4 separate regions of the Homo sapiens genome follow, and regions 1, 2 and 3 are each linked to region 4. A link is an interaction called in ENCODE POLR2A ChIA-PET data of the cell type or tissue named here. Cell type or tissue: GM12878. All regions are shown on one strand. Links, peaks and the distances in the headings refer to the core of each region. The heading gives the core; the rest is flanking DNA.

Region 1 (7,777 bases), core at 1,472-6,471, 82 kb before region 4:
ACTATAAACTAAATTCCTTCTATAGTTAGCTTGGCCTATGTGCAGAGATAAGCAAAAGCAGTTAACCTAAAAGATACAGGTTATCGCTGCAGGGGGGTTAGGAGCAAAATGGAGTTAGTCACGCTAGGCCTCCTTGTCACTGTTATAGCCATAGCTTGTGGATCTCTGGTTTAGACTATTTATAATGTTTGGTACTATAAATAATGCAGCTAATGAATATCTTTGTGAAGAAGTCCTTGAATATGTCAGATTATCTCTTAGGAAACAATCCTACAAATTGAGTTACTAGAACAAAAAAAAAGTATGGCTATTTTTAAGGTCCTTGATCCATAATATGGGATACAAGTCGAAGTAGCTTTCTGAATAGCCACCTAACCTTAACTCAGCATCATTCTTGGACCCTGCCCATGTCCCTGGGAATCCCTGGAACTAACATTTCTTTGGTTCTTTTTTTTTTTTTTTTAAGAGTCGGGGTCTCACTCTGCTGCCCAGGCTGGAGAACAGTGGCACAATCATGGCTCACTGCAACCTTGAATTCCTGGCCTCAAATTATACTCCCTCTCACCCTCCCGAAGTGCTGGGATTATAGGCATGAGCATCTGTGCCCGGCCACTTTTCATTAGTCCTAAGCACACACCACCAAGTTCAGTTTTCCTGAGATGCCTCCATTCTCCAGATCATTCAGCCCCTTTACAGTGGACAATTATGCTTATCTATTTCTGCTTAAATCATCTATCTATGTGCTACCTTTTCCTTCCCAACCCAATTGTTTAAAGATGACAGACTAGACCAGGCACCATGGCTCATGCCTGTAATCCCAGCACTTTGGGAGGCAGAGGCAGGAGGATCTCGAACCCAGGAGTTTGAGACCAGCCTGGGCAATATAAGGAGACTCTGTCTTTACAAAAATAAAATTAGCCACACATGCTGGCACACACCTTCAGTCCCAGCTACTTGGAGGCTGAGGTAGGAGGATTGCTTGGGCCTGGGAGGCAGAGGTTGCAATGAGTCATGATCAGGCCACTGCACTCCAGCCTGGCAACAGAGGGAGACTTGCTTCAAAAAAAAAAAAAAAAAAAAGACAGACTAAGCATGTGTACCTAGTTAGGATCCTTCTGGAAACCCCACGAAAATGACAGCAAAAGGATATTTTTATCACATAAACCCCATACAACTGATTAAATTTGGGAGAACATTAGAAACAAGGACATTCTATCATTTGCAACAACATGGGTGAACCTGGAAGATATTATGCTAAGTGAAATAAGCCAGATTCAGAAAGACAAATACCACATGATTTCACTTATACGTGGAATTTTAAAAAGTTGAACTCACAGCAGCAGAAAGTAGAATGGTGGTTACCAGAGGCTGGGGGAGGAGAGGAGTAGGGGAGATGTTGACCAAAGGGCACACATTTCAGTTAGCCAGGGGGAATACGTTTTTGAGATCTACTGTACATGGTGACCATAGTCAATAATAATGTATACTTTGAAGGAGCATCTGGAATTTTACCCCCAGATATGGCTCCCTGGTATAATGAGTATTTTGAATTAAATGTCCTTAGCAATCAACAGATGCTAGAAGAAACCTTTTCCCTATCTACATAAAGACCTAAGGGATCCACCAAGGAAAACAATTACTAAGTTTTTATTCCATTTCTCCTATTAATCTGCATTTGGTGAGTGATTTTTTAGTTATTCTTCAGAGGGCAAAGGGGAAGTTTGTTCCTGGCCCCTACAGTTTCAAAATTGTAAAAATAATAACAATAATGAATTTTTTAAATTACACATTTATTTTTACTTTTTTTTTTTTTTATTAGAGACAGGGTATTGCTATGTTGCCCAGGCTGGTGTCTGGAACCCCTGAATTCCTGGGCTCAAGCAATCTTCCTGCCTTGGCCTCTCAAAGTGTTGGAATTACAGGTGTGAGCCACCATGCTTGGCCAAGAATAGATTTTACATGTTCTCAATACAAAGAAAAAGAAGTATGTGAGGAGTGTGATATGCTAATTAGCTTCATATAATCATTCCACAATGTATACATCTATTACTATCAAAACATCATATTTATCCCATATATATATTATTTGTCAATTAAAAATGTAAATTTTCATTTAAAATTTTGAAGGGCTAGAAAACAGGATAAATAGCAACTGACTTAGCAGGCTTGTGAAGCTGAGTCTTAAGCCAGCAGGGATGAAAGTCAAGAAGCAACTCAACTTGCATTGAGACTCCCATAGAGTTTTGTGACCAGGCTTTGGTAGTACCAGCTACGTCTAGTATAAGTGGGGGTGTGTATAAGACTGAATACAGGAGAATTGGTTGGAAGTCAGTAAGAAGAAGTTAGAACCCTAAATCTCTCCTGCAAGTCCACACAGCCAGACTGTACATCCCCCACCCCAGAATAAGACTGTAAGTTGAAAACAAAAGGTCTCTGGATAAAGGGTTACCAGGCAAAATTAGGGTTGAGGTACTATACTGAAAACAATATCATACTGGAAGATTATTTTCTGTGGTTCATATAATACAAAAGCACAGCCAGATATCCTACAAAGAATCCCAGGTTCCAGACTTTTGTTTGAGACCTGAAAAAGAAACAAAAAAGAGATAAAAGAAAACAAAATAAGTAAAAACCAATAAATAAAATGAAGCCCATGTTGACAACTCCACCTCATGTGCTCAGAGCTTCCAAGCAGCTTTTAAGCTCCGCATTAAAAAAAAATATGAATGGAAAACCAAGGGTCACCACACATCTGAGAAAAGCTCCTAATAAAGATAGAGACCAAAACAGGAAATAAAGAAAAAAATAGAGAAAACGAGACTATGCAGAGAGAAATTAAATATTAATGGACAAGAAGTTGGGTGCAGTTGCTCACACCTGTAATTTCAGCACTTTGGGGGGCCGAGGCAGGAGGATCGCTTTAGGCCAGGAGTTCAGGACCAGCCTGGGCAACATAGCGAGACCATCTCTCTGTAAGAAAAAAAAATTAGTTGGGTGTGATGGCACACACCTGTAGCCTCAGCTACTCGGGAGACTGAGGTAGGAGGATCACTTGAGCCCAGGAGTTCCAGGCTGAGGTGAGCTGTGATCACGCCACTGCACTCCAGCCCAGGCAAAGACACTTCAACTCTAGAAGAATGAATATGATTTTGTTGGATAGGGTTGAGTTTTTGAAGGCCACAGATCACTGTTATATAAAACATTCTCTTGTCAATCCCCAAAGAACCAATTTTTGCCCCCTTGGGGGACAATTACTGCCCCTCTTAGAGACCCCTTCTCTACTGAAATGCATGCTTTAGAGAAATAACACATTGCATCTGTGAAATAATGGGTTACTATTTTTAAAATGAACACTGAAGTGAGAAAGAGAAGTAGCTCAGAGAAGTCTGAAAAATGTGTGGTATGCAAAATTTATCAGGTCCAGAGAGACACAATCTTCAGAGAATGAATCTTCAGTCACACCCACCCCTCCCCAGAGAATCATGCCTAGGAACAATTGTTTAAAGGCATTTTGTTCTTTCTTTCCTTCCATGTAGTTTCCAGACTGGCTGATAAATTACCCAAAATGCTATCACAAGTTGCACAATATGACCCTCACCCATTATCTTCATGTTCCTGGAATTTGTGATACAAAGAACAACATATGCCAATTAGTAGCTTATGTTCAATTTAGGAACTGCCCCTTCTTTTTTCCTTTAAAAACCCACTTGTTGGCCAGGCGCAGTGGCTCACACCTGTAATCTCAGCGCTTTGGGAGGCCGAGGTGGGCGGATCATCTGAGGTCAGGAGTTTGAGACCAGCCTGGCCAACATGGGGAAAACCTGTCTCTACTAAAAATACAAAACATAGCTGCGCGTGGTGGTGCACGCCTGTAATTCCAGCTACTAGGGAGGCTGAGGCAGGAGAATTGCTTGAACTCGGGAGGCAGAGGTTGCAGTGAGCCAAGATTGTGCCACTGCACTCCAGCCTGGGTGACAGAGCAAGATTCCATCTAAAACAAACAAACGAACGAACAAAAAAACCCCACTTGTTGACTGCTTGAAGCCAAGAGTTCAAGACCAGCCTGGTCAACATAACAAGACCCTGTCTCCAAAAAAACAAAAACAAAAACCAAAAAATCCACTTGTAAGTGCTGCTAATCACAGCATATATTCAGGGCAACTTAACTTGAATCTGTGTCTCCTGGGCTGTAGCCCTCAAATTTGGCCCAAATAAACTCTCTGCTTACATTAATTTTGCCTCAGTTTATTCCTGTAGGTGAACCAATAAAAAAGAGCTCTTAGAATTGTAGTGTTACCAGAAAGGGATCCCAATCCAGACCCCAGGAGAGGGTTCTTGGACCTTGCACGAGAAAAGAATTTGGGACAAGTCTGCAAAGTGAAAGCAAGTTTATTAGAGAAGAAAAGAAACAAAAGAATGGCTCCTCCATAGGCAGAGCAGAGGCATGGGCTGCTCTATGAGTAAACTTATGGTTATTTCTTGCTTATATGCTACATATGGGGTGGATTATTCATGAGTTTTCTGGCAAAGGGTGGGCAATTTCCAGAACTGAGGGTTCCTCCCCTTTTTAGAATATGTAGGGTAACTTCCAGGCACTGCCATGGCATTTGTAAATTGTCATGGTGCTGGTGGGAGTGTCTTTTAGCATGCTAATGCATTATAGCTAGCATATAATTGTTACCAGCAGCAAAGCCACATGGGGCTGCAGCAACTAGATGCCTGCTTCCTTGGAGGACAGAATTCAGCCAAGGGGCAGAAGCAGGTTTAAGGCAGAGGGAGAGATTGAGACAACTTTTAGAGCAGGAATGAGAGTTTATTAAAAAGTTTTAGAGCAGGAATGAAAGGAAGCAAAGTCCACTTGGAAGAGGGCCAAGTGGGTGACTTGAGAGATCCAAGTGCCCTTTTCAGCCCTTGACTTGAGGTTTTATACATGGGCATGGTTCCAGGGTTTCTGCTTCTCTTCCCTTAATTGTCCCCTTGGGGTGGGCTGTGTGTATGTGCAGTATGTTTACTGAAGTTGTACACATGCTAAGTTGAGGTGTGTTTCCATTACCAGTCAAGTGTTCCCAGAGGAAGGTCATACACCCATTAAACTCTGCTGTTTTGCCTCTTAGTGAACGTGCCTTAGTCCACTTGCCCAACTCCAAAGATCTTACCAGGAAGCTGCTGATTACCAGTTTTCGGTGTTTCCTTTTCTTTTTTTTTTTGAGACAGAGTTTCACTCTTGTCACTCAGGCTGGAGTACAATGGTGCAATCTCAGCTCACTGAAACCTCTGCCTCCCAGGTTCAAGCGATTCTCCAGCCTTGCCTCCTGAGTAGCTGGGATTACAGGCATGCACCACTACGCCCGGCTAATTTTGTATTTTTAGCAGAGATGGGGGGTGGTTCTCACCATGTTGCCCAGGCTGGTCTTGAACTCCTGACCTCAGGTGATCCACCTGCCTCAGCCTCCCAAAGTGCTGGGATTACAAGCATGAGCCATGGTGCCCAGTTAGTTTCAGGTGTTTTCTATCTATTGGGAGATTGTCTTTCTCTGGCACTGGCTACAACCAATTGTTATTTTAGAGAGACAGTTTAACAACTGCCTGACCATCATCTGATGATCACCTGACATTCCTGGAGACAGGGCCCTCCCCTGCCCTGCTCATGTCTGCCTAACTACCGATTCTAACATAATGAACAGTGAGGATGACCAGAGGTCACTTTCATTACCATCTTGGATTTGGCAGGTTTTGGCCAGCTTCTTTACTGTATCCTGTTTTATCAGTAAGGTCTTTGTGACCTGTATCTTGTGCCAACCTCCTATCTCATCCTGTGACTAAGAATGCCTAACTGCCTGGGAATGCAGCCCAGTAGGTCTCAGCTTTATTTTACCCAGCTCCTATTCACTTTGGTTCAAATGCCTCTGACAGTAGGGGCCAAGGGAAAAACTTCCCCTTTGTCCTCTGAAGGTTTACTGAAAAATCAACTCACAAAATGCAGATTAGTAGGAAAAAGGCATCAAAACTTATTAATGTGTACACAGGGGAGAATCAGAGTGATCACTCAATATCCCAGTGGGGCCCAAATACTTATATAGCCTTATTTGAGAGGGGAGTGAGGAGATGGGGAATATAGGTAATTCTGTTGAGGTACAATAAACGATTGCTAGGGAGAATGAATGGATCAGGGAACAGAGATTAGCTTGTAAATCGTTCTCTTTGAAAAAAAGATTTTTTTTTTTTTTGAGACAGGATCTTGCTCTGTCCCAAAGGCTGGAGTGCAATGGTGTGGTCACAGCTCACTGCAGCCTTGACCTACTGGGCTCATGTGATCCTCTTGTAACCACCCATGGGTTCACCTTGCCTGCTGCCTAGACAGAGCCAATTTATCAAGACAGGGGAACTGCAGTAGACAAAGAGTAATTCACACAGACCAGCTGTGCGGGAGACCAGAGTTTTATGATTACTCAAAAAAGTCTCCCTCAGTATTTGGAAATAAGAGTTTTGTTGTTGTTGTTGTTGTTGTTGTTGTTGTTGTTTTTGAGATGGAGTTTCGCTCTTGTCGCCCAGGCTGGAGTGCAATGGCGCAATCTCCACTCACTGCAACCTCCGCCTCCTGGGTTCAAGTGATTCTCCTGCCTCAGCCTACTGAGTAGCTGGGATTACAGGCACATGCCACCATGCCCAGCAAATTTTTGTATTTTTAGCAGAGACGGGATTTTGCCATGTTGTCCAGGCTGGTCTCAAACTCCTGGCCTCAAGTGATTCGCCCGCCTCGGCCTCCCAAAGTGCTGGGATTACAAGTGTGAGCCACTGCACCTGGCCAGGAAATGAGAGTTTTTAAGGACAACTTGGTGAGTAGGGGAAAGCCAGTGAACCAGGAGTGCTGATTGATCAGGTCAGAGATAAAATCATAAGAAGCTGAAGCTGTCTTCTTGCACTAAGTCAGTTCCTGGGTGGGAGCCACAAGATCAGATGAGCCAGTTTATCCATCTGGGTGGTGCCAGTTGATCCATCAAGTGCAGGGTCTGCAGAACATCTGAGCACTGATCTTAGGAGCAGTTTAAGGAGGCCCAAAATCTTGTAGCATCCAGCTGTATGACTCCTAAACCATAATTTCTAATCTTGTGGCTAGTTTCTTAGTCCTACAAAGGCTGTCTAGTCCCCAGGCAAGAAGGGCGTTTGTTTTGGGAAAGGGCTGTTGCCATCTTTGTTTTAAACTATAAACTAAGTTTTAAATTATAAACTACTTTTCTCCCAAAGTTAGTTCAGCCTACACTCAGGAATGAACAAATACAGCTCGGAGGTTAGAAGGAAGATAGAGTTGGTTCAGTCAGATCTCTTTCACTGTCTCAGTTATAATTTTGCAGTGGTGGTTTCACTCCTGCCTCAGCCTCCTAAGTAGCTGTGACTATAGGCATATGCCACCATGCCCAGCTAATTTTTTTTTTATAGAGATGGAGTCTCACGGTGTTGCCCAGGCTTGTCTCAAACTCTTGGGCTCAAACAATCCTTCCTGCTCAGCCTCCCAAAGTGCTGGGATTACACGCATGAGGCACCACACCTGGCCTTTTTTTTTTTTCTAAGTTTTTTGTTGTAGGTTGTGCTACATTTCCCAGGCTGGTCTCGAACTCCTGCCCTCAAGCAATCCTCCCACTTTGGCTCCCCAAAGTGCTCTTTGGAAATTGAGCCTGAGAGAAGAATATTATCTTGTGAATAAGTCTGTTTAGGTGTGGTTAATTCCTTGCTCTTCTTTTCTGCAATAGATGAGAAAGCATGAAGCAGAAGGAAAAAC
Region 2 (7,777 bases), core at 875-5,874, 380 kb after region 4:
GAGGTACAGGCATTGGGTAAACGTTCCTGTTCCAATGGGAGACACTGGCCAAAACAAAGAGGCTACTGGCCCCATGCAAGTCTGAAACCCAGCAAGGCAGTCATTAAATCTTAAAGCTCCAAAATAATCTCCTTTGACTCCATGTCTCACATCCAGGGCACACTGATGCAAGAGGTGAGCTCTCAAGGCCTTGGGCAGCTCTGCCCCTGTGGCTCTGCAGGGTAAAGCCCCCGAGGCTGCTTTCACAAACACAATATATACAGGGTCTGGAAGTCAACAGCTGAAAGCTTACCTACCATATAAACGAGTTAAAAAATACAAACAGTATAAACCAAGGGCAACAGTTCCTAAATTCTGACCATTTTATAACAATCGAAAGAGCTCCACTGATTAAAGTAATAGTGGATGCTGTAATGGATAAATCCCAAATTATCACATAACAGAATAGGTTATTTTTATTTCATGCTCACATAAAGTCAAAAAATCTATGTTAATGATCAGCTGGGTGTGCCTGAGGAGGCTGGAGACAACCCAGGCTGAAAGAAGTTCAGTTCTCTTTGACCCCTCATTTCCAAAGTTGCTCTGGCAACCACCACCCAGCCAGCAGGTGGAAAAGAAAGACAATCTTTCAAGGGAGGTTTCTATTTGCCAGGACTAAAGTAACACTCAACACTTCTGCTTTATTTCCTATGGCCAGATTTCAATCATATGGCCATCCCCAAACACAAAAGGTCTAGTAAATATAAGTTATCTGGGGCCTGGGAGAAAAGAAAACAAGTTTGGTAAACAGCAAGCTAGTCTTTACCACAAGAGGTTTTAAGACACAGATTCTGGGGCATTACCCCCAGAAGATCATCATTCAGCAGGTCTAATAGGATCCCAAAGAATATGTATTTAAGCTTGCCAAGTGACTCTGATGTATGCTCCAAAGTTAGGAAACAGTGGCTTAGAAAGTAAAGAACTTGGAGCAAACAAGAAACTTTTCCATGAAAAATTTAAAAGAATGTACTAAATAAAGAAAAACTAAAAAGTGATGAAAAAATTAAGACTTCATGTCTAAGAGAATATAGGGTGCAACTGGGATTGCTTGTGATAGCAATCTCTTATGGCTTTCTTCCTAACTCTAGCAGCTTCTTAGATTTTCTTTCCTCCATTCATTCCATATTTTCCATGATACTCTGCTGGGCCATGAGCTTTTTCTCATTCCTTGAGTGACCTCATTCACTTTAATTATCACCTAAAAGCCCAGCCTCACATTTAACTGTCTACTGTAACAACACTTCTCCATTTAGATGTCCTACAAGGACCTCAATATATCCAAAACTGAATTCACCTCACCTTCAAACCAGCTCTTCCAGCATGCTCTAAATCTTAGGCCCTCTAGTCAAATCCCCAGGAGTTACTGAAGAGTCATCCTTCTCCTTCAGCCCCTACTATCCAGTTATCAAGTCCTATCAATTTTACATCCTAAGTATCTCTGGAATCCATCCCTTTTGCCAGTATCTTAGGTAAAAACCACTTTTCAAATGGATAACACTTACTACCAGTTCCACCTGCCTCCAGCTTCACCTTCAACACAAACCTATATTCTATACTATCTTCCAGAATTGATTCAAAACAAAATCCTGCACCGATTCCCTGCTTTGCCTCTTCCAGTGGCTCATGATTGCTTTCAGAATAAAGTTCCAACTTAGAACTCAGCACACAGGATCTTCATGATTTGGCCCTTATCTCCAACAGGGTCATTTCTTCTCACTTCAAGTCCTCTGTGTTGCAACCATATTTACTTCTTGACAGTTCTCCAAACACACTCTTGTGTCCTTTGGAGTCTGGTATAGCACTTGATGCACAATAAAATCAGAGTCAAATAAATTTACAAACAGTCATGCTGAATTTGGGGCAACACAAATGTAGCTAACTGGAATTATCAAATAGGCAGATGTTAGAGAGATTCAAACTTAGGTGAAAACTCAAAACCAGAACCACAAATTTGGGAATCACCACTAAAGAAACAGTATTTGGAAGTCTTAAGAATGAAGAAACTCTGACAATAATGTGATCTTGGTTAAAACCAGGGGATTTTTCTTTCCTAAACTTTCATTATACCCAAATAGCTACCTTGTGCAAGACAGGGGCTATTTAATCCATGTTTAAGAAGCTAACAATAGCTGAATGTAGTGGCTCACACCTGTAATCCCAGTGCTTTGGGAAGCCAAGGTAGGAGGATCACTTGAGCCCAAAAGCTGAAGACCAGCCTGGGCAACAGAGGGAGACCCATCTCTACAAAAAAATTAAAAAATTAGCCAGGCATAGTGGTGCATGCCTGTGGTCCCACCTACTCAGGAGGCTGAGGTGGGAGAATCGCTTGAGCCCAGGAGGTCTAGGCTGCAAGTAAGCCATGATCACACCACTGCACTACAGCCTGGGTGACAAAGTGAGACCTTAACTTAAAAAAAAAAAAATATAGCAGCAGCTAACAATCAATAAATTAGAAATAGGAAGGAACTTCCTCAACCTAATAAAAACCATCTATGAAAAACCAACAGCTACATCATACTTAATGATGAAAGATCATGAACAAGACAAGGATGTCTACTCTCACCACTTCTACTGAACACCGTACTGGAGGTTCTAGTCTGGGCAAGTAAGCAAGAAATAAAAAGCATCCAGACTGGAAAGAAAAAAGCAAAATTATCTCTAGTCACGGAAAATTATCTCTAGCCACTAAAAAAGTATTAGTGCTAATAAGAAAGTTCAACAAAGTTGTAGGATTCAAAAGCAATATATAAAATCACTTGTATTTCTATATATTACCAATAAACAATCTAAAAATAAGAAAATTCCATACACAATAGCATTTTAAAACCTTAGAAATTTAAGAAAGTCCAAAACTTGTACTCTTGAAACTACAAGATACGATGAGATTAAAGAACCTTAATAAATGGAAAGCATCCCATGTTCATGGAAAGACTATTATCATTAAGATGGCAGTATTTCCCAAATTGATCTATTGATTCAATACAATACCTATCGAAATTACAACTGTCTTTCTGGAAGAAATTGACCCATGGATGCTAAAATATGGGAATGCAAGTGACCCATAAAAGCCAAAATCTTAAAAAACAAAAACAAAAATTGGAAGACTTGCACTTCCCAATTTCAAACTTACTACTGAAGGAGTGAAGGATCTGTCATTCCAAGATATAAGTCAGATTGGTATAGTGATTATTTTGAGTTGAAAACATTAGAGAAATTGTAGTTTTCTACAAAGACAGGGTGAGCTAACCTGTCTCTTCCTACACGCAGCCAAGACATAAAGATTCCTCTAGGAGGGGTACCCTCACCATACCAGGGAGAGAAAAATAACCCTTACTTCCAGAGAGTTGGAATTGGAAGCTACAATGGACCTGAATAAATATTCTTAAGGAAGTAATCCTTATCTTCTACCTGTTTCACACCCCTCCCCAATATATCTCCTAGTTAACTCCCCTAGAAAATTTTCTGCCCCAGCCAGATTTTCTTTGTTCTATCATTTTTCCTCAAATTTATCATTCTTTGTCTAAAAAGTATAAAAGCATCTTGCTTTGGTCACTTCTTCAGAATTCAATCTCTTGTGAAGATCACCATGTATACGGAAAACTTATTAAATTTGTATATTTTTCTCTTGTTAATCTGCCTGGTGTCAATGTGGTTTCTAGACTCAGCTGAAGAGCCAAGTAAGAGGTTAAAGCAGGGTTGGAAGCGATCTCTGACTCTGTACACTACAAACCTACAGTTATCAAGACAGCATGGTACTGGCATGGGGACAGACATATAGACCAATGGAACAGAACTGAGAGCCCAGAAATAAACTCCCACATTTAGAGTCAACTGATTTATGATACAGATGCCAAGACAATTCAATGGGGGAAAGATTACCTTTTTCAACAAATGGCACTGGGACAACTGGGTATCTACATGCAATAAAAAAAAAAAAAAATATATATATATATATATATAGAGAGAGAGAGAGAGAGAGAGAGAGAGAGAGAGAGAGAAAGTTGAAATCCTACCTCATAGCATATACAAAACAACTCAATATGGATCACAGCCCTAAATGTAAGAGCTAAAAACTTTTCCTTATATTAGCTCCCTAGGGCTAACAAATGACCATAACAGATAACCATAAATTTGGTAGCTTAAAAAACAGAAATGTATTCTCTCACAGTTGTGGAGAGTACTAGCCTGAAATCAAGGTGACCTTCTGAACACTAAGGGGAAGTCCTTCCTTGCCTTTTCCAGCATCTGGGCTCCTGGAGTTCACTGGCTTGGAACTGTATGACTCCAACCTTTGCCTCCATCTTTACATGGCCTTCTCACCTACTGTCTCTGTCTTCTCTTCTGTTGGGTTCAGGAGGCTTCTGGGCTGAACACACGGAGATTCCTGGACAGTGGCATCCCCAGAGAGGGCATGGAAGCTTCTACTCTTTCTGCCATACTTCACCCTATGTATTTCTTCCATCTCTATCCTTTTGTAACATCCTTTAGAATAAATAAGTAAAAATAAGGTTTTCCCTGAGTTCTGTGAACTGCTCCACCAAATTAATCAAACCCAAGGAGGGGGTCATGGGAACTCCAATTTATAGCCAGTCATCAGAAGCCCAAGTAAAACAACTTGGGGCTTGCAACTGGCATCTGAAGTGGAGGCAGTCTTGTGGGACTGCACTTGTGGATCTGACAATATCTACAGGTAGACAGTGTCAGAACTAAACTGAATGAGAGGACATCTAGCTGGTGTACACTGGAGAATTTGCTGAAGAACTGGTTGCTTCCTTGGTATGTGGGGGAAAACTGAAATGTGACACATTTGCTCACAAAAGCATTCTATGTTGTCAGATTATAGTAAGAGAAACTGGGTTTGTTTTTTCCTATATCCTTATCACAAATAAATACTTCTCCAAAATAGACACACAAATGGCCAATATGCACATGAAAAGATGCTCAACATCATTAGGCATCAAAACTGCAGTAAGATACTACTTCATGACTGGGTGCAGTGGCTCACACCTGTAATCTTAGCACTTTGGTAGGCTGGGGAGGGGGAGGGCTGCACATGGCTTGAACTCGTAAGTTCAAGGCCAGCCTGGGCAACACGGCAAAAACCCATCTCTGCCAAAAATAAAAAAAAATTAGCTGTGAATAGTGGCATGTACCTGTACTCCCAGCTACTTGGGGGGCTGAGGCAGGAGGATAACTTGAGCCCAGGAGGTTGAAGCTGCAGTGAGCCGTGATCATGCCACTGCACTCCAACCTGAGTGACAAAGTGAGACTCTGTGTCAAAATAAATAAATAAATAAATAAATAAATAAATAAATAAATAAATAAAAGAGATACAACTTCAGACACACTAGGATGGCTATAATTTAAGACAGACAATAACGAGTAGTATTGAGGATGTGGAGAAACTGGAATGCTCATACGCTGCTGGGAATGAAAAATGGTGCAGCCACTCTAGAAAACAGAATAGTTCCTCAAAAGGCTAAATACAGAGTTACCATACTACCCAATGATTCCATTCCTATATCCCAGAGAAATGAAAACTTACGTCTACATAAAATCTTGTACACAAATGTTTGTATCAGCATAACAACCAAAAAATGTAAACACAAATGTCCATGAACTGATGAATGGATAAAGAAAATATGGTATATCCATACAATGGAATATTATTCACCAATTAAAAATAAATACAAATACTTGCTACAAAGTGGATGAACCCTGAAAACACACCAAGTGAAACAGGAAAAGTCTACAGAGACAGAATAGTAGTCGTCAAGAAGCTGGCAAGAATGGAGGTTCGGGGGTTGATAGTTTAGGGGTAAAAGGTTTTTGTCATAAAATGTTCTAAAATGGATTTTGGTGGTACTTGCACAGTTTTGTGAATATATTAAAAAACACTTAATTGTACAATTTAAGTTTGTGTGTGAATTACATCTCAATAATGCTGGTTAAAATATAAAAAAGATCAAACTTTTTAATATAGAAATTGTTCAAGAGAAAAGGCTGCCTCTCTATACTAATTTATGCTTCCTTATTATAAAACCTGTATTTCTTTAGTATTTTTGGTAACAGGAAATAAATGTAATTCTCATCTATAACAACTCTTATTCTAAGTTTCTGAATTTCTCTACTCAATTGCCTTTTTAAAGTATTTTAACTGTCTTGTGCTAGATGTTTTAATATTATCTTTGGACTTAAATCCTGAGGAATAGAAAATACATATCTTTAAATTTATAAATAGATAAATCTAGACGAGTAAACCCTTACCAATAAGAATGTCAACTTACGCCGGGCATGGTGGCTCACGCCTGTAATCCCAGCACTTTGGGAGGCCGAGGCGGGCGGATCACGAGGTCAGGAGATCGAGACCATCCTGGCTAACACGGTGAAACCCCGTCTCTACTAAAAATACAAAAAATTAGCCAGGCATGGTGGCGGGTGCCTGTAATCCCAGCTATTTGGGAGGCTGAGAGAGAAGAATGGTATGAACCTGGGAGGTGGAGCTTGCAGTGAGCTGAGATTGTGCCACTGCACTCCAGCCTGGGCGACAGTGCGAGACTCTGTCTCAAAAAAAAAAAAAAAAAAAAAAAAGAATGTCAACTTAAATTGACTAGGCAAAAGTAGCCTTCTCACAAAAGCTAATAGGCATAATAATTCTATCCAGACTCTACTATGTAAGCCAATCAGCATACACATAGAAGAATCCTGGTAACTTTTTTTTAAATCAGTATCGCTTAAGGAGGGTGGATGAATAATTTAATAGCATAACTAAGAATTGGGGATGAGGGATGGGAATGGAAATTAAACCTAAAATATTTGAAAATTAAACCACTTCAACTTTACATTGTATACAATATCCCAGTAACAGTTTAAAACATTACTGTTTTAAGTAACTAATAATTTCATTAATTTTGGCTTTAAATTTAAGGTATTACTTTGTTACTGATTTGATATGATGTGAACCGCCCATAGGATACATTATTCAAAACAAAAGACCTAATCCTGAACTATTTCCTCCAGGTACAGGGTATTTTCCATGGGCATCTCACCCCAGTCCAGAATGAGTACATTCACTGAATATAAATTTTACATTAGACTAGAAAATTAAAAAGGAAATAAGACAAAATGCTGAAAAAATGTATCCAAAATCTAACTATTTGGGTTATCTGCTCTTTAACTACCATAATCAATGTTTTATGGTTTTTTTTGTTTTTTTGTTTTTGAGATGGAGTCTCATTCTGTCGCCCAGGCTGGAGTGCAGTAGTACGATTCTGGCTCACTGCAAGCTCCGCCTCCTGGGTTCATGCCATTCTCCTGCCTCAGCCTCTCGAGTAGCTGGGACTACAGGCGCCCGCCACCACGCCTGGCTAATTTTTTGTATTTTTAGTAGAGATGGGGTTTCACCGTGTTAGCCAGGATGGTCTCGATCTCCTGACCTCATGATCCGCCCGCCTCGGTCTCCCAAAGTGCTGGGATTACAGGCATGAGCCACCGCGCCCGGCCCTAAAATCAATGTTTAATTGTATTTTCATAATGTTGAATTTACCCTACTGGAACTATGTATCCAAAAAATTACCAATTATCATACAAATCCAAGACACTCTCAATTGTAGATACAAACAGGTCATTAATATAGCTATGAGAAATATTTTAAGATATACTCACTCTCATTCAAACTTTTGCCTAGTACTTAATGTTCTCGATCTGTACTAAAATATTTTACGTATGTTCTGATTTA
Region 3 (7,777 bases), core at 971-5,970, 76 kb after region 4:
CATTCTCACACTGCTATAAAGAAATACCTGAGACTGGGTAATATATAAAGAAAAAAGGTTTAATTGGCTAGTGGTTCTGTAGGCTGTAGAGGAAGCATGGATGCTGCCATCTTCCTGGCTTCTGGGAAGGCCTAAGGAAACCTATTACGGTGAAGGGGAAGTAGACGTGTCTTACGTGGCCAGAGCAGGAGGAAGAGAGAGTGGGGGCACCACACACTTTTAAACAACCAGATTTCACGATAATTCACTCACTCACCATCATGTGAACAGCACCAAGGGGATGGTGCTAATCCATTTATGAGAACTCTGCCCCAATGAGCCAATCACCTCCCACCATCTGCACCATGGGAGATTACAATTCGACATGAGATTTGGTGGAGACACAGATTCAAATCATGTCAATCTGCATCTGTTATTCCAGCCTGATGCCTATTTAGGCAGATTTTTTTTTTTTTTTTACATTCTTAGCCCAAGCTCATTTTTATTTTCTCAGAGTGAAGAAGGCAGGCAACTCAGGCCTTCCAGCCCAGTGCTGTCCTCCAGAGGATCCGGCTTTAGCTGCCATCTGCCCACAGCTGCATAAGACAGCTCAAGCAGGATAAGCCGAACCACTGAATCCAGTCAACCAACAAAATATGAGAGAATAATGTCTTGGATTTAGTCACTCTGGTTTGGGATGGTTTATTGCGTATACACAGATTAAAGAATCAGTCATTCTTGAAGAAGAACTCTCCCCTGATGGCAGGATGGTAATAAGGCCCCTGAAAATTAGATCGTCCCCAGAGAAGAAGAAAACAAGGGAGAGGAATGAGCCTAAATTAAAGACTTACTCAAAAGAGACTTGAGTTTTAACCTCTACTGATAGAAGTCAGAAGAGTAATGGCTGTGGGGGATGCATGGGTTGGCTGGAGGGGGCATGAGGGAGCCTTCTGGATTATTGGCAATGCCCTATACCTTGATCTGGGTGGTGGTTACATGGCCACATACATATGAAAAATTCACCGAGCTGTACACTTAAATACTAAGTGGAAATGGAGTTCAGGAGCTAATTTCTATTATAGAGTAATAAAGAAAAGTTCACCAATTCTGTGAAATGTACACCTGCCACAACATAAGTGAAAACAAAGAATGGCAGACACATGAAGTAAACAAATATTTATATAGAAAAAAAGTATTATTTATGAATCTAAACAGTGAGTGACCAAGATGCCAAACAGAAACATGATTAAGAACAGGGAACTTGAGAATATAAAATTATAACATTGCTGGAATACTCATTCTTGTAACTCCTATTTCAATGAGTTAAATTAGAAGTAGACTATACCCTTTTCAAGATCATCATCCCTGGAATTAGAGATGGAAGGAAGCTTTGAAATCCTCCTTCACTGGTTCCAAAACTGGGCTGCACACTGGAATCACCTGGAGAGCTTTAAAAAATACTGATGCCTGGGGCCCACTCTAGAGATTCTGATGTAATTGGTCTGAGGTGTGGCTTGGGAATCAGGATTTTTAAAAGCTCCCCAGGTGATTTCAATGTGCCGCCAGGGTTGAGAATTATGGGTCAATTTCAACCACTCTTCTCACAAATGAGAACACAGAGGCCCAGGACTGGCAAATGGTTTGCTAAATATCCATTAATTGGCTGCAGCCAATTTTCTCTGATGTGCTCTAATAGGAGGGAGCTGTGGTATGGACAATACCAAACAATGAATAATCTAAAAATAATTTATATTTGGTTCGGGAAAGCAGCACATGACTTCCTGGCTGCCGACTGGCCTGGCTAATTCAGTTGGGTCGAAATGAATGTGCTCTTTCCTGCACTGACACTGACAACCCAGCTCTGTGCTGAGATGTGGAAGGAAGGTGGCCAAATTAAACACCGGCTGCAGCCAGTTCTCCAGTGGGCAACAGACATGGTGTCAATGGCACATAGTAACAATATGGATGTAGGGACTTGTCTAACAGAGGATTCCACGATGGAGCAAAGCTAGCTTTCTCCTCATCCTATACTCTAAGAGGGAGGGGGACCAGAGGCATAAAGACGGAACGAAGGAAGAGGGGCTTATGTTTTTCAAGGAGCTATTTGGTGCCAGGTTTCATAATAAGCATTTCTATAAACAGCATATGGTCTTAGCTCTATAGAGTTAGGCATTCTGGAACCCACATTATAGAGATGAGGAAACTGAGGTTCAGAGAGGTTGTATAACCCAAAGCAGAGCCAGAATAGAAACTCCAGCTTACCACACTCAACACTTTCCGACATACCATCTGTCTGTCGAAGAGGGAGAGATGCAGATGGACTTGGGTCAGATCCTTAGATTGTAAGTGCTGCTAAGCAAACTTCACCTCCCGATTTTTCAGTTCTAACAGTCTAAAGGCAGCAACAAAGAGACCTCCAGAAAGTACCTGTGCAGCCATGAGAATCTGTCTCCAATCACGGGAGCATAACTGACCAAGAGCCCCAGCTGCCACTCTCTGAAATCTGTCACCCACATTTACGCTAAGGCCACATTTCCCAGGCATTGTGCTGCTCCTCTCCAATGTCCAGTAGAAATATGAAGGTGGCCCTGTTCCTGGGAGGCATGGGACTCCTCTGATAAAAGTCTTGCCAAATTCTCCTCAGATGGCACCCAGCCAGGATGCTTCTGCCCATCCTTCCTACCCTCTTTCCTCATTGAGGTCTGACCTGCATTGCAGTCTGATGGCTCTCAGCCTTTTCCAGCTCTTCTGTTTTCTCTCACAGAGGCATTTCCCTTAATAAAGTCCCTCATGTATTTAATCCTACCTTGGCATCTACTTTCCAGAGGACCTGGACAACAGAAATGCCCCTAGCTAATGGTGCCCCCAACTATACACACATCACAGTGGGGAAGGCGAGGAGAGAAAAGGTCATCTGCTGACTCATCAAGGGGAAGCTGGTCTGAAATTTTTTAATAAAATTGTGGGTACACAGGTGTATAAATTTATGGAGTACACAAGATATTTTGATACAGGCATACAATGCATAATAATCACATCAGTGTAAATAGGGTATCCATCACCACACATATTTATCCTTCTTTGTTGTTGTTGTGACAAACGATCCAATTATACTCTTTGGGTTATTGTAAAATGTACAATTGTTGACTACAGTCATCCTGTTGTGCTGTCAAATACTAGGTCTTATTCATTCTTTTTATTCTTCTGTACCCATTAACCATCCCCACTGCCCTCTCTCCTGACTACTGTTGCCAGCCTCTGGTAACCTCTCTATGTCCATGAGTTCGATTGTTTTAACTTTTAGCTCCCACCAATAAGTGAGAACATGTGAAGTTTGTCTTTCTGTGCCTGGCTTATTTCACTTAACATAATGACCTCCAATTCCATCCATGTTGCTGCAAATGAAAGGATCTCATTCTTTTTATGGCTGAATAGTACTCCATTGTGTATATGTACCACATTTTCTTTATCCATCCATCTGCTGATGGACACTTAGGTTGTTTCCAGAACTTGGCTACTGTGAACAGTGCTACAATAAACATGGGAGTGCAGATACTGCTTCAATATACTGATTTTTCTTTTGGGTATAAGCCTAGGAGTGGGTTGCTGGATCATATTGTAGCTCTATTTTTAGTGGGTTTTTTTTTTTTTTTTTTTTTTTTTTTTTGAGACATGGTCTTGCTCTGTCACCTAGGCTGGAGAGCAGTGGCACACTCTCGGCTCACCATAGCCTCTACCTCTTGGGCTCAAGCAATCCCCCATCCTTAGTCTCCCGAGTAGTTGGGACTATAGGCATATACAATCATGCCTGGCTAATTTTTTATTTTTGTATTTTTGTAGAGATGGGGCTTTGCCATATTTCCCAGGCTGGTCTAAACACCTGAGCTGAAGCGATCCACCCTCCTCAGCCTCCCAAAGTGCTGACATTACAGGTGTGAGCCACTGTGCCCGGCCCTCTATTTTCAGTTTTTTGAGGAACCTCCAAACTGCTCTCCATAGTGGTTGTACTAATTTATATTCCACCAACAGTGTACAAGAGTTCCCTTTTCTCCACATCCTCTCCAGCATTTGTTATTGCCTGTCTTTTGAATAAAAGCCATTTTAACTGGGGTGAGAAAGCATCTCATTGCAGTTTTCATATGCATTTCTCTGATGACCATATTTAGCACCTTTTCATATACCTGTTTCCCATTTGTATGACTTACTTTGAGAAATGTCTGTTCAGATCTCTTGCCCATTTTTTAATTGTATTAGATTTTTTCCATACAGAGCTGTTTGAGCTCCTTATATATTCTGATGAGTAGTTTGCAAATATTTTCTCCCAGTCTGTGGGTTGTCTCTTCACTTTGTTTCCTTTGCTGTGCAGAAGCTTTTTAACTTGATGTGACTCCATTTGTCTATTTTTGCTTTGGTTGCCTGTGCTTGTGGGGTATTACTTATGGTTCAATCTTGGTAGGTTGTATGTGTCTAGGAACTTATCCATTTCTTCTGGGTTTTCCAATTTCTTGTCATATAGTTGCTCCAATGATCCTTTGAATTTCTGTGATATCAGTTGTAATGTCTCCTTTTTCATCTCTGATTTATTTGGGTCTTCTCTTTTCCTTAATCTGGCGAAAGGATTTTATTTTTTAAAAAATTGTTCTGTTGAACTTTTGCATTGTTTTCTTTATTTCAATTACATTTATTTCTGCTCTGCTCTTTATTATTTCTTCTACTAATCTTAAGTTTGGTTTGCTCTTGCTTTGCTAAATCTTTAAGATATATTGTTAGGTTGTTTATTTGAAGTTTCTCTATTTTTTCTTTTTTTTTTTTTTTTGAGATGGAGTCTTGCTCTGTCACCCAGGCTAGAGTACAGTGGTGCAATACTGGCTCGCTGCATCCTCTGCCTCCTGGGTTCAAGCAATTCTCCTGCCTCAGCCTCCTGAGTAGCTGGGATTACAGGCATGTGCCACCACACCCAGCTTTTTTCTTTTGTACTTTTAGTAGAGACAGGGTTTCACCATGTTGGCCAGGCTGGTCTTGAACTCCTGACCTCAGGTGATCCACCCACCTCAGCCTCCCAGAATGCTGGGATTACAGGCGTGAGCCACTGCACCCAGCCAGTTTTTCTACTTTTTTGATGTAGGTACTTATAGCTATAAACTTCCCTCTTAGCACTGCTTTGCTGTATTCCATAGGTTTTGGTATGCTGTGTTTCCATTATCATGTGTTTCAATAATTTTTTCAGTTTCCTTCTTAATTTCCTCACTGACCCATTGGTTACTCAGACACATACTGTTTAATTTCCATGTGTTTGTATAGTTTCCAAAATTCCTCATTATCGATTTCCAGTTTTATTCCATTGAGATCAGGGAGGAGACTTGATATTATTTCAGTTTTTTAAAATGTTTTAAGACTTGTTTTGTGGCCTAACATATGGTCTATGCTTGAGAATAATCTATGTGCTGAGGAGAAGAATGTATATTCTGCAGCCATTGCATGAATTGTTCTATAAATATCTATTAGGTCCATCTGGTCTGCAGTGCAGATTAAGTCCAATGTTACTTTGTTTTCTGTCTGGATGATTTGTCCAATGCTGAAAGTGGGGTGTTGAAGTCTCCCACTATTATTATATTGGGGTCTATCTCTCTCTTTAACTCTATTAATGTTTGCTTTATATATCTGGGTGCTCCAGTATTGGATGCATATATAATTGTTATATCCTCTTCCTGAATTGACTCCTCTATAATTATATAATAATCTGGCCTCTTTTTACAGTTTTTGTCTTGAAGTCTATTTTGTCTGATACAGGTATAGCTACTCCTGCTCTTTTTTGATTTCCATTTGCATGGAGTATCTCTTTCCATCCCTTTCTTTTGTCTATGAGTGTCTTTATACGTGAAGTGTGTTTCTTGTAGGCAACAGATCATTGGGTCTTTTTTTTTCTTTATCCATTCAACCACTCTATGCTTTTTGATTGGAGCATTTAGTCCATTTACATTCAATGTTATTATTGATAAGTAATGACTTGTTTTCTGGTTGTTTTGTGGTCTTCTCTTCCTTCTTTCCTTCTGTCCTGTCTTCCTTTCTAGCCGAGGTGATTTTCTCTAGTGGTATGTTTTAATTTCTTCCTTTTTATTGTTTGTGTTATCAATCATATGTTTTTTGATTTGAGGTTACCATGAAGCTTGCAAATAATATCTTATAACCCATTTCTTTAAACTGATGACAACTTAACACTTGTATAAACAAGCAAAGAGAAAACTAATTAAAATGCTACACTTTTTACATCAGTATAGTGTGAGAAATAAAAATAAAAAATCTGTACACTTTAACTTCTTCCCTCTACTTTTTATTTTGTTTTTGTTTTAATTTATACCTTACTGAACTCTGTCTTGAACAGTTGTTGCAGTTATTGTTTTGTTTTGAGATAGGCTCTCACTTAACGCCCAGGCTGGCTGTAGCCTCGACCTCCAGGGTGGTGACTCCCACCTCAGCCTCCTGAGTAGCTGAAAGTGCAGGAACATGCCACTACACTCAACTAATTTTTTGTATTTTTTTGTAGTGACAGGGTTTCACTATGTTGCCCAGGCTGGTCTTGAACTCTTGAGCTCAAGCAACCTGCCTACCTTGGCCTCCCAAAGTGCTGGGATTACAGGCAAGAGCCACTGTGCCTGGCCATTTTTGACTTGTCCATCATTTAGTCTTTCTACTTAAGATATGAGTTTGCACACCACAATTACAGTGTTATAATATTTTGTGTTTTTCTGTGTGTTTACTATTAACAGTGAATTCTGCAGCTTCAGATAATTTCTTATTGCTCATTAAGGTCTTTTTCTTTCAGATTGAAGAATTCCCTTTAGCATTTCTTGTAGGACAGGTCTGGTGTTGATGAAACCCTTCAGCTTTTGTCTGGGAAAGTATTTCTTCTTCACAGTTGAAGGAAATTTTTGCTGGTTATATTATTCTACAGTAAAAGTTTTTTCCTTCAGCACTTGAAATGTGTCATGTCACTCTTTTTCCTGGCCTGTAAGGTTTCCACTGCAAAGTCTGCTGCGAGACGTACTGAAGCGTCATTGTATACTGTTTCTTTTCTCTTGCTTGTAGGCTGACTTCCTTATCCTTGACCTTTGGGAGTTTCATTATTAAATGCCTTGAGGTAGCCTTCTTTAGGTTAAATCTGCTTGGTGTTCTATAACCATCTTGTACTTGAATATTAATATCTTTCTCTAGGTTTGGGAAGCTGTTATTATCCTTTTGAATAAACTTTCTACCCTCATCTCTCTCTCTACCTACCTCCTCTTTAGGGCCAATAACTTTTTTTTTGAGACGGACTCTTGCTCTGTCACCCAGGTTGGAGTGCAGTGGCACAATCTTGGCTCACTGCAACCTCCACCTGCCGGGTTCAAGTGATTCTCCTGCCTCAGCCTCCTAAGTAGCTGGGACTACAGGCACGTGCCACCACACCTGGCCAATTTTTTTGTATTTTTTGTAGAGATGGGGTTTCACCGTGTTAGCCAGGATGGTCTCGATCTCCTGACCTCATCATCCACCCACCTCGGCCTCCCAAAGTGCTGGGATGACAGGCGTGAGCCACCATGCCCGGCCTTAAGGCCAATAACTCTTAGATTTGCCCTTTTGATGCTACTTTCTAGATCTTGTAGGCATGCTTCATTCTTTTCTTTCTTTCTTTTTTTTTTTTTTTTGTCTGTGACCATGTATTTTCAAGTAGCTTGTCTTCAAGCTCACTGATTCTTTCTTCTGCTTCATCAATTCTGCTGTTAAGAGACTGAAACATCCTTCGGCATGTCAACTGCAT
Region 4 (7,777 bases), core at 906-5,905:
GAATACACTGTGGAATTGTAAATGTCTTCATTTTCTTAAGAAAAAAGTTGGAATAAAAATTGTTTGGATTCCTTTTGTATAACTGAAGACAGAAAATGTTGCAGTCAACAAATGATCTTCTTGATACTGTCTTTATACAGTTGATGTGCTGTGAAAGCCCCTACCATGAGCTGACAAGGGAACGAAATAAAGGGCTTAGCTAATAAAATTGAATGAGGTAAAAGAGGAAGCAGCAGCTGGGTGTGGTGGCTCACGCCTGTATTCCCAGCACTTTGGGAGGCCGAGGTGGGCGGATCACGAGGTCCGGAGTTCCAGACCAGCCTGAACAAAATGGTGAAACCCCATCTCTACTAAAAATACAAGAATTAGCCAGGCGTGGTGGAAGGCACCTGTAATCCCATCTACTCAGGAGGCTGAGGCAGGGGAATCACTTGAACCCGGGAGGTGGAGGTTGCAGTGAGCCAAGATCGCACCACTGCACTCCAACCTGGGCGACAGAGCAAGGCTCCGTCTTGAAAACAACATACAAGGAAGCAGTGTATCTATGCCCTTCTCAATAACAGACTTTATATTTTGATTTATTTATTTATTTATTTATTTATTTATTTATTTATTTATTTATTTTGAGATGGAGTCTCGCTCTGTCACCCAGGCTGGAGTGCAGTTGCGCGATCTCGACTCACTGCAAGCTCCGCCTCCCAGGTTCATGCCGTTCTCCTGCCTCAGCCTCCCAAGTAGCTGGGACTATAGGCGCCCGCCACCACGCCCGGCTAATTTTTTGTATTTTTAGTAGAGATGGGGTTTCACCGTGTTAGCCAGGATGGTCTCAATCTCCTGATCTCGTGATCTGCCCACCTCGGCCTCCCAAAGTGCTGGGATTACAGGCGTGACCCACCGCGCCCAGCCAACTTTTTATTTTTTTATTTTATTTTAGTAATTTCTTTCTACATCTTTTTTTTTTTTTTTTTTTTTTGGAGACAGAGTTTCGAGATGGCACAATTTCAGCTCACTGCAACCTCCGCCTCCCAGGTTCAAGTGATTCTTCTGCCTCAGCCTCAGAGTAGCTGGGATTACAGCCGCGTGCCACCATGCCAGGCTAATTTTTGTATTTTTGTATTTTAGCAAAAACAGAACGGTTTTTGCCATGGTTGACCAGGCTGGTTTCAAACTCCTGACCTCAAGTGATCTGCCCGTCTCGGCCTCCCAAAGTGCTGAAATAACAGGCGTGAGCCACCCATGCCCAGCCTCTTTCTCTAGCTATTGCAAACAAATAAGGACTCTTTTATAACACTGTAAATTGGAAAAAACCTGCAATGTCACCTTTACTTCTAGGTTTAAGAGAATTGCTTGGAGCCATGACACTTTTATCTAGAAAAAGGTATTAGTTGATGAAATATGTTCCTGTTATTTTTCACTTAAGGTATAAATGACATCATTAATGTGCTTTTTTTCTGTCCTCTATTTGTTCTCCAGAATGCTAAAACAAATTCAGAATGGCATTTATCTCTCTTGCATAAAAGTTGAATGAGCTAAATCGTGGAGAAATTACAAAGATATTGGAGTGTCTCTGGTAGTTTCTAACTTGAAACACAAGGCATCTCTGCTGGCATCTCCTTGTGCCCTCTCTGGGAGGCTGGCCAGTACTCCAACAGTGGATCAAGTGAAGCAGTGTAGCTCTTACCTGCAGGTGGGGGGCCTGGGGGCCCCGGACGGCCAGGTTGACCAGAAGGCCCAGGCTTGCCTGGTGGGCCCATAACTCCACTATCCCCTTTCTGTCCCTGACAGAGAGAAAGGCAGAGCCTGTTATGAAAGCATGACATAGCAAGCTTCCCGCCCCATTTATCACCAAATCAGAGATCACCTTGCACTTAAGGAGCAAGAGCCCAGTGGGGGATGCAGCTCCAGAGGTCTTGACCATCGAGCTCTTAATAAGCTTAGGGCAAGTGACATTTGAGATAGTGATGGCTACAAATTTGTAGACCTTAGTTCTTGCTCTACAAATGTGGCACATGGCAGCTGAAAGGAACCAGTCAAATCTACTCTAGGCCCTGGGCAGATGAGGAAATGGAGGCCTAGAAATGAGCTATTTTCACTCATTGGCTTCCCGTTGCACTCAGGATAAAGACTTAGCTCTTTACTGCAGCCTGCGAAGCCTTGCATGGCTAGGCTTTCCAGCTTCATTCCAGCCTTTTGGCCTTTTTGGTCTTCAAGGGCACCATGTCTATTATCCCCCTTCTCAAGACCCTTCTCTCTGCCCCAAAATCTCTTCCTTCCCCCTAGCCTAGTTAACTGTCACTCACCCTTTGGCTCTCAGCTCAAATGCCCTATGGCAAAGCCTTCCCTGACCTTCCTGGATGGAGTCAGTTCACCCCACCATAAGCTCTCATAACTCAGCCTGTTTCCTTCATGGCATTTATCCCAGATCATAGCATATGGATTATTTGTGTGGTCATTTCATTGATGTCTCCCCATGAGACATACACTCCCTATGGGCTGGAATCTGTCTAGCTCACCTCCTTTCCCCAGATGAAATGAGGGAGGACAAAGATGCTAGAAACACAATGGTAGGCAGCTTTGCTGATCTGTAAATCCAGAGGTTTCACCTTGACCTTGAGACTCCAGGTAACTCATGTCATTGCTTTGTACCTCAGTTTTGTCATCTTTAAAATGAGGCCAGTAAATTTACACCCACATAGGTCTGTGAAACTAACAAAGATCTCAGATGTGAAAATGTGGTTTGTACAGAACGAAGAGCTATGTGGGGCAAGCCAATTATCACAGCAACTGGCTTGGTTCCATCTGTTTCACGTAGTTAAGTCTTGGTTTATTAAAAAGGGCACATCTGTGGCTACAGCCGTTCCACATGGAGTGTCCTCTTTTCTGCCTATTCTGGGAGTATCAAGAGCAAAGACTGGGCTCTTTGTTCTCCCTCAGGGTTGCTCTTAGGAGTCACCCCGAAACCAAGGCTGGTGCATGCTATTGACTCTTCCCCTGAGCAATTTGCTAATTGTCTGCTCTTGCCTCAGGCCTAATCAGAGCAGTGATTGACACTTGCCATTTTTGACCTGGTTCTTCTTACTACACTTGCGCCTTGGCAGGCTTGCCCACCTGATGAAATGTAATCTTCCTCAAATCTGGGGAGCAGGCAGGCTTGGGACTCCTTTCCAGCCACAACGGTGACAGGTGACCGGCTGCCTTGTCCACATGGCACTGGGGGCCGTCTTGGTAATGTGCAAGGAGTTCTTGAACTCTGAATATGGGATCCGTGAGGTCAGAGTTTATTTCTGATTCCATGTTTATGGAGGGAGTTCTTAAGCCTCAGCCTAGCTGAAGCATTCCCTGCAGTAACCAAGCTGGGTCTCAGGATGGCAAAGGAAGTCACACATCTTAATATAGCCACAGTTCAGTCTTGTTTTTCTAACGGCCATGTCAGCTGGCTCTGAGCAAAGGAAGTGCCAAAGCTTGAAGGAGCTGGAAATGCTCCTTCATTCTGACACCAGCAGTAATGGAATATTCCGCTTATCGGCCATCGCTCAGAATGAGCCACGTCTCTATCAGCAGGACTCACTGAGTAGAGCTTTCCAGGAAAGGCATTCTTTATTCCTTATTTGCCACAAAGTTGGGTGATCTCTCTCAAGGAAATTGTTTCTCAGTTACTGAAGTTTTTTTTTTTTTTTTTTTTTTTTTTTGAGAGACGGAGTCTTGCTCTGTCGCCCAGGCTGGAGTGCAGTGGCGTGATCTTAGCTCACTGCAACATCTGCCTCCTGCGTTCAAGCAACTCCTGCCTCAGTTTCCCAAGCAGCTGGGACTAGAGGTGTGTGCCACCATGCCCAGCTAATTTTTGTATTTTTTAGTAGAGGTGGGATGTCACTGTATGTTGGCCAGGCTGGTCTCGAACTCCTGACCTCAGGTGATCTGCCTGCCTTGGCCTCCCAAAGTGCTGGGATTATAGGCATGAGTCGCCACTCCCGGCTGAGAAGATTTTTATAATAAAGTCAACAGCTGCTTTCCTGGGCTTGCCTGAAGGCAAGTCCTGAAGCATGAAGGTAGCTGAGAGAAGAAGTCATGTGGGGAAAGTTGGTCTCAACTCAACTCTCTGGATTCTAATCCTGGCTTTGAAGCTGACTTCATGGAGGGGTCTTGGGCAAGCAACTCCACCTCCCTGGCCCTCAGCTTCCTTGAGAATAACCTGAGGAGACTGGATTAAGTGGTCTCTGTAATCCTTCTGGCACAGAAATTACTATCTGAAATTCCTTCTGAATTTCTGATTTTTGGCTTTGGATTGACTTAACAATAACTTTCAGAGACTCTCAGCACTGCTGGCCAACAAACAAAGAGTATGTAAGACTATGCTGGGAGATTAATTCATGATAAAAATAAATACCACATCAGGCTTCTAAGGCTAACAATTCGTTATCTCCCAACTGGAACGACCCCAACACCGAGGGTTTGCAGCACCCTCGGGTTGTTCACAATGTCTTGTCGAAAGCTTGGGCTCTTTTCTCTAACTTCTCTGAGCTCCCAGATGTGGTTTTGGTGTAGCTTTTATGATTCCAACGGAATTAGTCTCAGCAGGCTCAAGAAATGGCCTTCCTGGCTTTGGTTATCGCCAGGAACTAGGAAAAGGCAAACACTGCCCAAGACAGAAGGAAGCCAGGAAGCTTCTGGAACCCCAAGCTTAAAATATTATGAATGGAAATCATTAGGAGGGGATAAAGTGATATAAGAAAAGATTTCTCCCCCATATTTTTCCTTTTTTATCTGAGCCTACTTTTAAGAAATTGGTATCTGTGGCATCATTGTGAAACCATGACCATGCTACCCATGATCAAAGTTTGAAAACTGGACTGGATGATTGTAACTTCGAAAGTTACTGCACAGTCTAAATTTTCCAGGTTGGAGCCTGTGTTCTTTCTAAATTGATTGGGAAAAGACCAGAATTGGCTTCATAGTGTTATTATGGTTCTGAAACCTGGCTGCACATTAAAATCATATGGAGCTTAAAAAAAAATAACCAAACCCATGCTGAAAGCTCATTCCAGGTCAATTATATTATGGTCTTTGGAAAATAAGGCCTAGGCACTGGGGATGAGGAGTGGCAAGCTTGGAACTACAACCATTGCACCTGATGTGGGGGATCTGTACATCTGTATTTAATCACCGGCCCCACCCCCAGGTGATCTTGATGTAAGATTAAGTTTGTGGGCCACAGATATAGCCTAAGGAAATAAGTAAAAGAATGGAAAAAGCTTCCATCCAAAGATGTTTACCTCTCAGGATTATATATGAGACAGCTAAGGCTGTCTCTAGAGCAGTCATGTCACATCACATGGCTTAACACAAGAGCCTGCTGACCAGGGGGAGTTCAGAATGAACAACTGCCTTAAGCATGTTAATCAACCCAAGAAAAAAGGTCACTTACAAATTGGAGGCCTGAGTAGGGAAAAACCACCCTATTGTTGAGACCCAGAAGACCTCTCAACAGCAGGAAAATATCTAGGCTCATTTTTAAAACTTCATTTGTGTCTGGGACATTGAAGCATAAAATAGGTTTTCTGGGTAAATGACCATATCTGCCTTCCATTCCTAGCTGCTTTGGTTAAGACAGACTTATTTTTATGAACCAAATATCCACTCTTGCTTCTGGCCTTGGCACAGTTCACATGGAGCATCCTATCCCATCCACTTCAAACTACGGCTAGCCTAGAGATGCCAGCAGCTTCTGGAAGTGGTGCTGCTCCCGTCTGCTAGCCCAGAGGATGCTGGAGTCAAGGTCTACAGAATATCTCTGATTAACGCCACCTGCCTGCCACTCCACACACTGCCAGGTCAGGAAGTTCTGACCTCAGGCGGGTGGTAAGCCCTGGGATCCTTACCTGCTTGCCTCGTTTTCCTGGTCTTCCTGTGGGTCCTCGGTGTCCTGCTATCCCAGGTTCACCTTTTGGACCCATTTCACCCTGGAAAGAAGGAAAGAGAAGCAAGAGAGGACTTAGGGCATGTGGAGTGGGCACATCTACACAGGTCTAGCCAGTCATTGGCTACGAGGGCAGTCTACTTGATCATTCCGAATCTATGCCAACTGGGCTGCCCTGCAAGGTTAGCAGAGTGAGGAAGTCATGAGAAAGGCAGACATGTCTTTCATGGAAGAGGAGGGAAGGAAGAAGGTAATTCTGAGTGGGTTATCTGTTACCTGAGAGGGACAGGTGTGGAGCAGCACACATTTTGATGGCCAAATAGAAGAGACAAATCATCACCCAGAACAGGCAGTGAGAGGCTGGGGCATCCAGCACAGCATGCCTGTGCTAATTACTACAAGCTGTCTGGGAAAACGCTTTCCTTCTAGTTGGAATTTTATGTTGTGTTTTCTTACGTGCTGTTTTTAGCACAAATTCAAATCTGGAGGTTTTTAAATGATTGGACACTGTTTTGCCAGCTGTCATCTTTGGGAAGTTTCTACTCATTTAATGACTCTTGCTTAGGATTATGTGCTTGCCCACTCTTAGTAAGCATTGGTTTGAGTTCCAGCTCACTTCCATTTGATTTAGATGAAAGTTCTTTTGTGGGAGAGATGTTCCAAACATATGTTCACATCTTCAATATAATTATTGAAAAAGGCATGGAGAACAATGGAAACAATATTCCTGTTTGTAAAGCTCTATGTTGAACTATCAAAACCCAATGTACCCATTGCAGAATTTCATAGTTTAAGGCCAATATTTCACAAAACTCATTTCTCCATCTTAGTTTCTCTCCTTCTTCCCCATTTTCTTCTACATGGATTCCAGCCCCACTTACTATTTCTTTGGGTCAGCCCACAGGGCGCTTCATTCCTATCTCCAGTAATCCCCCAACAGCCCAGAATGCACAGCCAACAAGAAAAATTTAGCAATAGCAACCATGAGTGTTAATCAGCAGCCAGTGCCCATGAAGAGCTGCCCAGACACTCAGAGAGAACAAAAAACACCCAGGCACTTTTTCACATGGCAGTCAGAGGAGGTATAACACAATGGAAAATTCCAGGGAACACCTGTATATGGAAAGGATCAAACATAAAGCTCTGAAATTATCTGTCAGCTCAGCCAATGTGTCCCTACCCAAGCCACCAATGTCTTGTTTCACCAAGAATTGTCCTTAAATCTGTTATTTCTTTCCAACCCATACATCCTTCAACATTCTCTAGGGAATGGGAGCGTGTGAGAGGATAGGATGGATGCCGCATGCCATGGAGATGCTTGCAGTTTTTCCCTGGCTGTTTTAGAGAGGCTCGGGGATGTCTTTATGGCTGGGAGAAAACAGCAGCACAAGCAGCATTTTTTTTTTTTTTTCAGGGATTGTCAGAAGGAAGTGTGGCCCTTCTCTACATTAGCTTGAAGCAGTCAGGAATTTCTTGATCTAATTTCTCTCCCAAGACCTAATTATGGTCATCATATCAGCTCTGTCTTAAAACAGCCTGTCATAAAAGGGGAAGACAACTCTTCAGATGGGAAGTCTAGTAAATGGTGCAGAGGACAGAGAAGCTGCCATACTTAATTTTACAGTAATTTATTATTCTTTGACGTTCACTGTTGCCCTGAATGAAAAGCTAATCTAAATATTTTTAAGTAAAACTGTTTTTTCTCTTTTAACACTTCCTTTAATTTGCTTATATAATTAATCTATTCTTTTAACCCAACACCCTACCTAGGGTAGCAGAGTGTAGTTTCTGACAGCTTAAGGTAGTGATATAATAAATTAATGCATGTTGATTGAAAATATTTAAACACTTTCCACTGACTAG

What was found. Peaks named below come from ENCODE experiments on the same cell type or tissue, not always from the same donor. Only the 100,000 strongest peaks of a DNase experiment are listed, where the experiment ranks them.
Region 1: POLR2A ChIA-PET joins it to region 4 with 6 read pairs; 2 of 35 experiments call an interaction of 5 or more read pairs at or near these places.
Region 2: POLR2A ChIA-PET joins it to region 4 with 5 read pairs; 2 of 35 experiments call an interaction of 5 or more read pairs at or near these places.
Region 3: POLR2A ChIA-PET joins it to region 4 with 8 read pairs; 2 of 35 experiments call an interaction of 5 or more read pairs at or near these places.

The regions. Positions count from the first base shown.
Region 1 is chr3:15,381,604-15,389,380 of GRCh38, forward strand. It overlaps a transcript of METTL6 not described here. Among named protein-coding and RNA genes, the nearest start is that of METTL6, 42 kb to the right of the region's middle. RefSeq lists enhancers at 2,817-2,916, 3,037-3,086. In GM12878, for the core only: no CTCF peak of the experiment used is centred there; a DNase peak (open chromatin) is centred at 3,458; H3K4me3 peaks cover 1,374 bases; H3K27ac peaks cover 4,219 bases.
Region 2 is chr3:15,846,227-15,854,003 of GRCh38, forward strand. It overlaps a transcript of ANKRD28 not described here. Among named protein-coding and RNA genes, the nearest start is that of MIR563, 24 kb to the right of the region's middle. RefSeq lists an enhancer at 168-667. In GM12878, for the core only: no CTCF peak of the experiment used is centred there; no DNase peak of the experiment used is centred there.
Region 3 is chr3:15,541,014-15,548,790 of GRCh38, forward strand. No RefSeq gene overlaps it. Among named protein-coding and RNA genes, the nearest start is that of COLQ, 23 kb to the left of the region's middle. In GM12878, for the core only: no CTCF peak of the experiment used is centred there; no DNase peak of the experiment used is centred there.
Region 4 is chr3:15,464,660-15,472,436 of GRCh38, forward strand. It overlaps COLQ (collagen like tail subunit of asymmetric acetylcholinesterase), which reads right to left. Exons shown (of 17, transcript NM_005677.4): 11 at 5,877-5,957; 12 at 1,682-1,778. Among named protein-coding and RNA genes, the nearest start is that of MIR4270, 28 kb to the right of the region's middle. In GM12878, for the core only: a CTCF peak has its summit at 5,796; a DNase peak (open chromatin) is centred at 2,812.